Regions from separate parts of the Homo sapiens genome. Here region 2 is linked to region 1. The links are chromatin loops, found by intact Hi-C in ENCODE. Cell type or tissue: PC-9. All regions are shown on one strand.

Region 1 (4,000 bases):
ACATATGTATACATGAGCCATGTTGGTGTGCTGCACCCATTAACTCCTTTCTTTTTCAAAGTGATGTTCATGCCTTTGCTTCAGTGCTTCTCCCTGACCTTGGGGTAATTACGGGCAACAGGACAAAACTGAAGGCTGCTAACTGTTAAGTGGCTGGGTCTCATTTGGATCCCGGACCATTAGAATTCCTACCGCTTAATTAGATTTTCAGATGGGTGTGTCGTAATGCCTTACGAGTTTAGGCATTTGTGTAGGTAAGGATTCAGTGTCCATTCCCCTCTCACAATCACACACTCCACCTACCACGGAGAACGCGGTGCAACCATTTGTTCAATGCCAGTAATCATGGACTCACTTTCCTCGTGTCTAGTAGTAACATTTATCTAAAACTTACAGTAGCTTCCAGAGGACAGAGGAGCCCAGCCCGGTTTCCCGAGATGCCGCAGTGCACGCAGCAGGAGCAGAGGCCACGCACAGAGCAGGAGGCCACGCAAAGAGCAGGAGCAGAGGCCGGGTGTACGGGTGGGTGCGGGGCTCACCCCAGCTCGGCGGCGAGGCCACGCACAGAGCAGGAGCCCACGCACAGAGCAGGGGCAGAGGCCGAGTGTACGGGTGGGTGCGGGGCTCGCCCCAGCTCGGCGGCGCCGACTCCCTCTCCCGCCTTACTCGCCCCCGTGCCTCAATTTCCCCGTCAGTGCAGCGGACATGACAATGCCGTGGTCCCAGGTGGGCGGCGGGATCTAATTAGTCGGTGTAAAATGAGTGAGATCTGGCTTCTCCCCGGCACCCCGCAGCCTGCCCCCACTCTTGGTGGCTAAACGCAAGGAGCCCCTGAGTCCCAGCTCCGCTGGGGGCTCTCAGCAGTTCTGGCCGGGCTCCCTCTTGCTCGCGTGGCTGGTCTCTGACCCCTGCACCGCAGGCGGCCCCGACGGAACGCGCGACGGGTCCCCGACCTCCTGCTGGGGACACCCGTCTCGCTGCCCGGCCCTTCCCCGCTTCCCGCGCCTCTGCGCCCCGGAGAGCTCTGAGACAGGACCACCTGGGCAGCCTGCCGGCCTGGACCTCTGCCTCAGAGCCAGCGACGGAAGCACAGCCTCGGGCCTCCACCGGCCACGCGCTCCCCATTCCGGGCTCTCCCACGTCTGCACACTCCAGCCCAGCCACGCGGAGAGGCTTCCAGAACCTGCCCTGCGGCCCCGCTTTGCTGACACCCCACTCACTCCGTGGGTTCTTCCTCCCGCCAGGACCCTGCCGGGGCCTGGGGTCCGTGGGAAGCCGGCTCAGGAATCAGGATCCTGGCCTCCTGCTTACAGGGAAAAGGGCTCCATCCTCCTGGTGTTTCCCGACTGCAGCGCCTCCAGCCTCCGGGGCTGCTGCGGCCCAGGTTCAGCTGGGTTCACTCCAGCTTTGCTGGTCTCGCCAGTGCAGAGTAGGGGCGCGCTTATGACCTAACGGTCATCTCCCCACAACTCTCCTGGAAGAAAATGCCACCCCCATCTCTTTCACTGTGTCCTATACATGGAGCCACTATGCTCTGCCCTATGGGTTCTGGGGCTCGCCCCCTCCCCACCCTAGCGACCGCCCTTCCCCAGTGCAGCCCAAGGTTGGGAGGAGCAGATCACTTTGGGAAGCAGGTGGATATTAAGAGTAAACAAAAAGTGGGCAGTAGCCACTTGGCAGCCTTCATAGGAATCCTTTTCTGATTACAGCCACAGCAAACAATGGGCTGTTGACTTAGCTCTTCTGAGCTGTTGGAGAAGGAAATTCTAATCTACCCACCCGCAAAGGGCGAGTGAGCAGGGCCACTAGCACAGCTCCTGTGGCAGGGCCTAGCCTTCAGGGGCAGTCAGAGGGCACAGTCTGTTGTTCTGTCTCCTCTCCATGATCCCTAGCAAAAGCGGCCCCGCCCCACTGCTCCCTTCCGCATCCCTCTTACTCCAACCACTGACGTTTCTCAAGCCAGGGTGCCCTCCGAGGTTGCCCTCGGAGCCCCCCTTCTCCCACGCCTACCCAGTGGTTACATGGAGCTCCTGAATGGATGAGTTGTTGCCACTGAGAAGTCTAGGGACATCAGGGCAGCAGAGGAGCTACAAATCCCAGAAGCCCCCGCACCCAGCTCTCCACTTCCTCCTTTTAAAGGCTGCTACTCAAATGCATCATCAGAACGAGTTTGGCAAATGAATTTTAATATACAAAACAACAAATATAGATTCACAGCATTTAAAAAAATCATTCAAATAACATTGTAAATAATTTTTTTTTACAAAAAACTTCAACAAAAATACATATCAAGTTACATCAATCTTGTACACTATACTTTGGCTGTCAACAGCAAATTCCTCAGTTCAGAAGTCCCATTCTTTGACCTATACAGATGACACATCATCTTGAAGTTAATGAGCTAAAATGTTGCCCAAAGCCTTGCAAAGTAGGTTAGCGAGTCATACAGAATGGACACTAATATTTACAAAAAAAGATTAGAAAGATTAAAAGTATTTTCTAAATATAAAATGTCAGTGCCTGTGAGATAACTAAAGGCAACAATGTAAAGTATGTTGTAGCTAAGTAAACTTGTATCAAATATTTAAGCTTTTGCTTTTTTTTTCAAGATCAGTCATGTTCCACTTATTTTTCCAAAGCCTTTTGAAATCCACTTTCATTGCATCCTGAAAACAATGAGACTTTAATAGAACAATTTGCAGATTAGGTTATTATGGGAAAGCTGGGTCTGCTAGTAGTTTCACCTAGTTGACTTGGGTCCTCCATTTCTGGCCTGTGAGCTGGTGAAAGGACATTTATTCATACTTCTTGACACTCCTTTGAGGGACAATTCTAAGTTTCTTCTCTCCCTGACAAGTAATAGTGCAGAAATACTCCCCCTAACTCCAGGTAATTATGCTGTTCTATTCTGACTGGGACACCAAGTTGATCTGCATGAAGGAGTATCAGCAATTTGGCTTGCAGAGATTTCCACCTGATAAAATGCTGGTTCAGCTGGCTTTTACAAAATACTTATATTGTGAACCAAATTTTGAATTAAATGCACTTTGCTTTATGTCTAGATAACAGTCATGTAGGATGGGGGGATTTTCTGAATAAGAATGGCATCGGTTTTCATCTAGGCTAGGTATAAAAAGGCACAATATTCAGAAATAGTGTTTGATGGTGGTGAAATGTTTTCAACTACAAAATCAGATCTACAGTGGGAAACAAAAATCAGATCTAATGAAAAGAAACCATGTGGCTGGTATCCCAGGGAAGCTCCAGCATACTACTGCTGCCCTCTTTCTAGTCCGCAGGCCAAAGACAAAGAAATCTACTGCTCCAGGATTCTGCAAACATTCAATTTTATGATTTTATAATTGCTTTTAATCTACGGCAGGGTTTTTATATGTTTTAGGTATGATCACAATTGAAAAGGTTGCTTTTGACCCAAGGCTACTTCAATTATCTTCTAACAAAGTCGACCAATTCTGAAACGTGAAGAATGGAATAGGTGAAATTCATCAAAATGTTATGTCATCTTTTCTTTTCTTGGCCCATCTATAATATTATGTAAAGTAAGGTTAAAAAGAGAGAAAGGCATAGAGGCGGGAGAGAGCAAGATTCCCAATGAAATTCATACACTGTCCATGGAGGAGGCTCTCTGTTCCCTTTCTTTCCAAGTGGAACACGTGACTCAAATCAGGAAGGAAGTTTGGCAAATGGAAGATGAGAATACTTGAGCCTTCCATTCTTGAAGAACTCAGGCATGTGGTAATAAAACCCAAGCCAGACATGCAGATTTTCAAGAAGTCAAAGGATGTTCTAGCCTTTTAAAAATGTTAGCAGTTTTCAAAATCACCTGAACATCCAAGTAGGATCCACCCAGGAGAGATCTTTAATGGAGTGACCCTCACACTCTATAAAACTGACAGGGGCAACGAATTGAACCTGACTTAACAAAAACACATCCTGGTATTCATAAGTCTCTGTTAGGAAGTCCGTGGAGGTAGGTGGG
Region 2 (4,000 bases), 260 kb before region 1:
AATCAAAAAGAAAAGAGTGAATTGGGACATCATTTTCCATTAAAAATTTTGAAAAATTTCCATCACCATATACTTAATAGGAACGCTGAAAAGAAACTTCAGTCTCCCAGGCTTAATATACTACAAGTGCTTAATGCACCCAGTTTATATTGCAAGATTAGATTACCAATGAATCAGATTATATAAAATATACCACAGATTATTTTTAATGCTTTTATTCCAATAGATGAAAGACACAAGCCTAGATTCAAGCAAAGGAAAATCTAGTAATAATAACCACTGGGCCCAATTATTTTCTCCTCCCAGGTCACTGAAGTCTTAAAATAGAAATGACAGTTACCAAGTTCATATTGAAATGCATTCAAACATATAACACAAATAGCTTTAGGGAATTATGCTAAAAATAAGGTTATAGGCAATCTTCATTGTCTAAATATTATAATTCATTCATGTATTTTTATTCATCTACTCAAGCATTATTTCATCCAGGGACTACAGATAGCCCATACAAGCAATTACTGAAAGCTGGACATAACATTGCTTTCTTTAACTGCACAGTAATTGTATTTGAAAACCTCAATAAAAGTATTGCACAGTTAACTATAAAACAGAAATATTCAAAACATCTGAAATTTCATTACAGAAACTGCTTCCTAAAAACTCTTAATTTACCAACAATAGTGACGAAGAATTAACTTCAATGAAATCTCTAAGTGAAATTACTCAAGATAACGTATGAAAATTGCAATTTTCCCTTTGGTTTGATGACCATTTCCAATCACAGAAAACTGTGTAATTAGTAATAGTGAATTTAAATGTTCTACATTATTTTAGCATTTTCTTTTTTTGAGACATAGAACCTAAATAGCATGTGGTGATTCCTAGACAATCCTTAAAGCTTCTTTTGAGATAAACATGAGAGGTCTTTATCAATAAAGAATTTTGACTGTGACCTAAAAAAGAATATTGATTGTGGCCATTAAGATTGCATTCACTCAAACTCCAGTGTGGGTGACACAGTGAGAGCCTGTCTTAAAAAAATTTTCAGCCGGGTGAGGTGGCTCAAGCCGCTAAATTTTGTATTTTTAGTAGAGATGGGGTTTCACCATGTTAACCAGGCTGATCTTGAACTCCTGACCTCAGGTGATCTGCCTGCCTCAGCATCCCAAAATGCTGGGATTACAGGCGTGAGCCACCGCGCTCGGTCCAGTAGTGCCATTCTTAACAACACATTATGCCTATAATCAATGATTTCCAGAATTACTGTAACTGTTTATACTTTACCAGTGTACATCCTGTTCTCGATATCAGAAATGTTTTCCTCTACTATTCTAACCATTTCTTTTTCATCACTCACATTGCTGTGTGAAGTATTCCTTGATTCTTGCTATCTTTCCTCAGAAAAACAGGCATCTCTTTCCTTGGGGCTGCCTTAGCACTGCATTGATTTTCCTAGTGTATATTTACCACCTGAAATGTACATTCTTTCTATGCATGTCTATCCCTTTTGTCCTAAACTGTATGGGACAATCTTTCAAATCATCTTTTCTTTTGTGTCATTTTTTTTGAGACAAGGTCTTGCTCAGTAGCCCAGGCTGGAGCACAGTGGTGCGATCTCAGCTAACTACAATCTCTGCCTCCCAGACTCTAGAGATTCTCCCACCTCAGCCTCTGAGTATCTGGGACCACAGGCAGCTGCCATGCTCGGCTAATTTTGTATTTTTTCAAGAGACTGGGTTTTGCCGTGTAAAAAAGGAAATGAAACTATTGGGGTGCAAAAATATTTTATGATTTATTACTATATAGATCTGATCGTATACCTTATTAAAGACAATGAATTTAACTGGGACATAAAGTAGAACACATATTAGATGCAATTATTCAACAGATTATGTGTCCTAGTAAAATTAAAATGTATTTTCATGTTATTTTTAATGACACCACCTTCCTTCAAACTAGTATTCCTAGTAAATTGTTATTCATGAAAACAAGGTGATAAACTGTGTGAACACAGCTGAAAAGACACCATCTAGCAAATTCTCAAGGATACCCATTCATACTGGGAAAGACAATTCTATACTACATAAAGTCACAGAAGTTATTAAAAATAACTTAATTTTGGGGTTTGGAAGGTGCTTTAGGGGCAACATTTTATATAGTTACAACTGATACAAATTCAGAGCTATGGAAATAAAGCAAAGAAACCACATTGTGTTTGAGCAGGCAATCAAACATCTCCCCCCCAGTCCCAAAGTTCTGCATGTAATCCTTGGACTCACATTCAAGTTTATGTTAAATGCTAGCCTAAACAAAATTACTCGTCCATCTCATTCTCTTTCTTATTTTTATGTTGCTTTGGTTAAAGGAAGAACATAAATGCCCTGCTGATAGGTCCTCTGTTTGGTTGTAGCTTGTATAAGGGGGGTGTAAACACAATACACACTTTGCCACAAAATGATTCTTTAAAAGTTACAACTATGGTATTATGAAGCCAAGTACAGCTACACTGGGACTGAATTCTCTATGCTTCTTTATTACCTTCTTTGCTGTCTTTGTTTTCTGGTAGCTGTGACTCACACAGGTCACGGAGAGTGTGATTCCAAAATAGAAATGCAGCTGCAGTGGTCATCTTTTCTTAATCTATTAAGTTCATCTTCCCCAAGTCTGTGGATCCCAACACAGTGTTGGTCATTGGTGGAGACACAAATGGACATAGATCACCAACTTTCAAATTCTCAGATCTTTCATGAAGCTCATTACTGAAGGTCAAACTATTAAAATCCAAAGCTGAAAAAGCTGAAAGTAAAGTTTTCATTATTAGAATGTAAATCATAATACAATTTGACTAACGTGGAGAAATTCCTTCTAAAACAGAAGCAGTCCCATGTCCTCCACTCCCCCAGAAACACACCACTCCTGCATGGCTTATTGTATTCTACATGTCCTGTACTTGCCATTCACTCACATAGGTTTTATTAACGATCATCTTTGACATTTTTATTTTTTAGTGTTACTTATTTGATTCACTCAGCAATATTATATATTTTGTTTTCCATGAGAGCTTTGTTTATTAATAATATTCTTCAGTAATATGAACTTTCTTTTAATAACAAGACTTATGTTTAACCATGAGACACGTGATGTGTCATAAGATCATGGGTGCTTAATGGGCCAGAGTTATAATGGCTATTGGAATGCATGGTGGTGCATGCTTATATTTTAAATTATTCAGCTTCAGTTTCTGATATAGTAAATATCAATAGATACAATCCACTTAAACAAAAGCTCTTTGGGATATGCCATCATTTTTTAATGTTTTTATCTTTTTCTCACCACAAAACAGAGTTGAATTAAATGTGGTACTGTCATAGCATGAAATACTATAGGAAATGTAAACTCAACTAGAACTACTTCTGAAAATAGCAATGCATCTCTTTGGACAAATCAATGGGTGTGAACAAAACATATCGACTGATCTCAAAACTATAACGCTGAGTAAGCAAAAGAAAGCTGCTGAATAATATATTTATAATGTACAATCAGTTATATGATTGAAATTTTAGGACAGAAACACCAATTCTACATATGATTTATGGCCATACACATATATGGTAAAATGTATGAAAAGTGCATGACAATGACAAACACCTAATTCAGGGTGTTGGTTACTTCTATGCAATAATTATTAATTGCACAAAAAACCCTAAGCCTATAAAGTTTCAGAATCACTCTTTGAAATGAGTGTGTCTGCCAAATAGCCATGAAAAAAAGATTACTTTCCTCATTTTTGTACTCCAAGATATTCCCTGCACACACACACACACACACACACACACACACACTAATCAAAACATCCAATTTGCTTCAGATAATCAGTCTAACACTAGGATGAAGTAATTAAACTTTATACAAAATTGACATGTTAGCAAGGAAAGCTTTCCTCTAGGTAAAGATCAGAATTCCAACAAGCATTTCAAACACGGGAAAAAATTGTAGTCTC

What was found. Hi-C counts contacts between places; a loop is a spot of excess contacts. Peaks named below come from ENCODE experiments on the same cell type or tissue, not always from the same donor. Only the 100,000 strongest peaks of a DNase experiment are listed, where the experiment ranks them.
Region 2: it touches region 1 in a loop (4-fold over the local background); 8 of 110 quality-filtered maps call a loop at or near these places.

Annotation. Positions count from the first base shown.
Region 1 is chr13:24,305,239-24,309,238 of GRCh38, reverse strand. SPATA13 (spermatogenesis associated 13) reads right to left here. Exons shown (of 13, transcript NM_001166271.3): 13 at 2,170-4,000. It also overlaps a transcript of C1QTNF9 not described here. Among named protein-coding and RNA genes, the nearest start is that of C1QTNF9, 2.3 kb to the left of the region's middle. In PC-9, no CTCF peak of the experiment used is centred here; DNase peaks (open chromatin) are centred at 1,738 and 2,428; H3K27ac peaks cover 586 bases.
Region 2 is chr13:24,562,779-24,566,778 of GRCh38, reverse strand. LOC101927375 (ankyrin repeat domain-containing protein 26-like) reads right to left here. Exons shown (of 11, transcript XM_011535334.3): 7 at 2,539-2,796. The coding sequence ends at 2,636. Among named protein-coding and RNA genes, the nearest start is that of PARP4, 52 kb to the right of the region's middle. In PC-9, no CTCF peak of the experiment used is centred here; no DNase peak of the experiment used is centred here.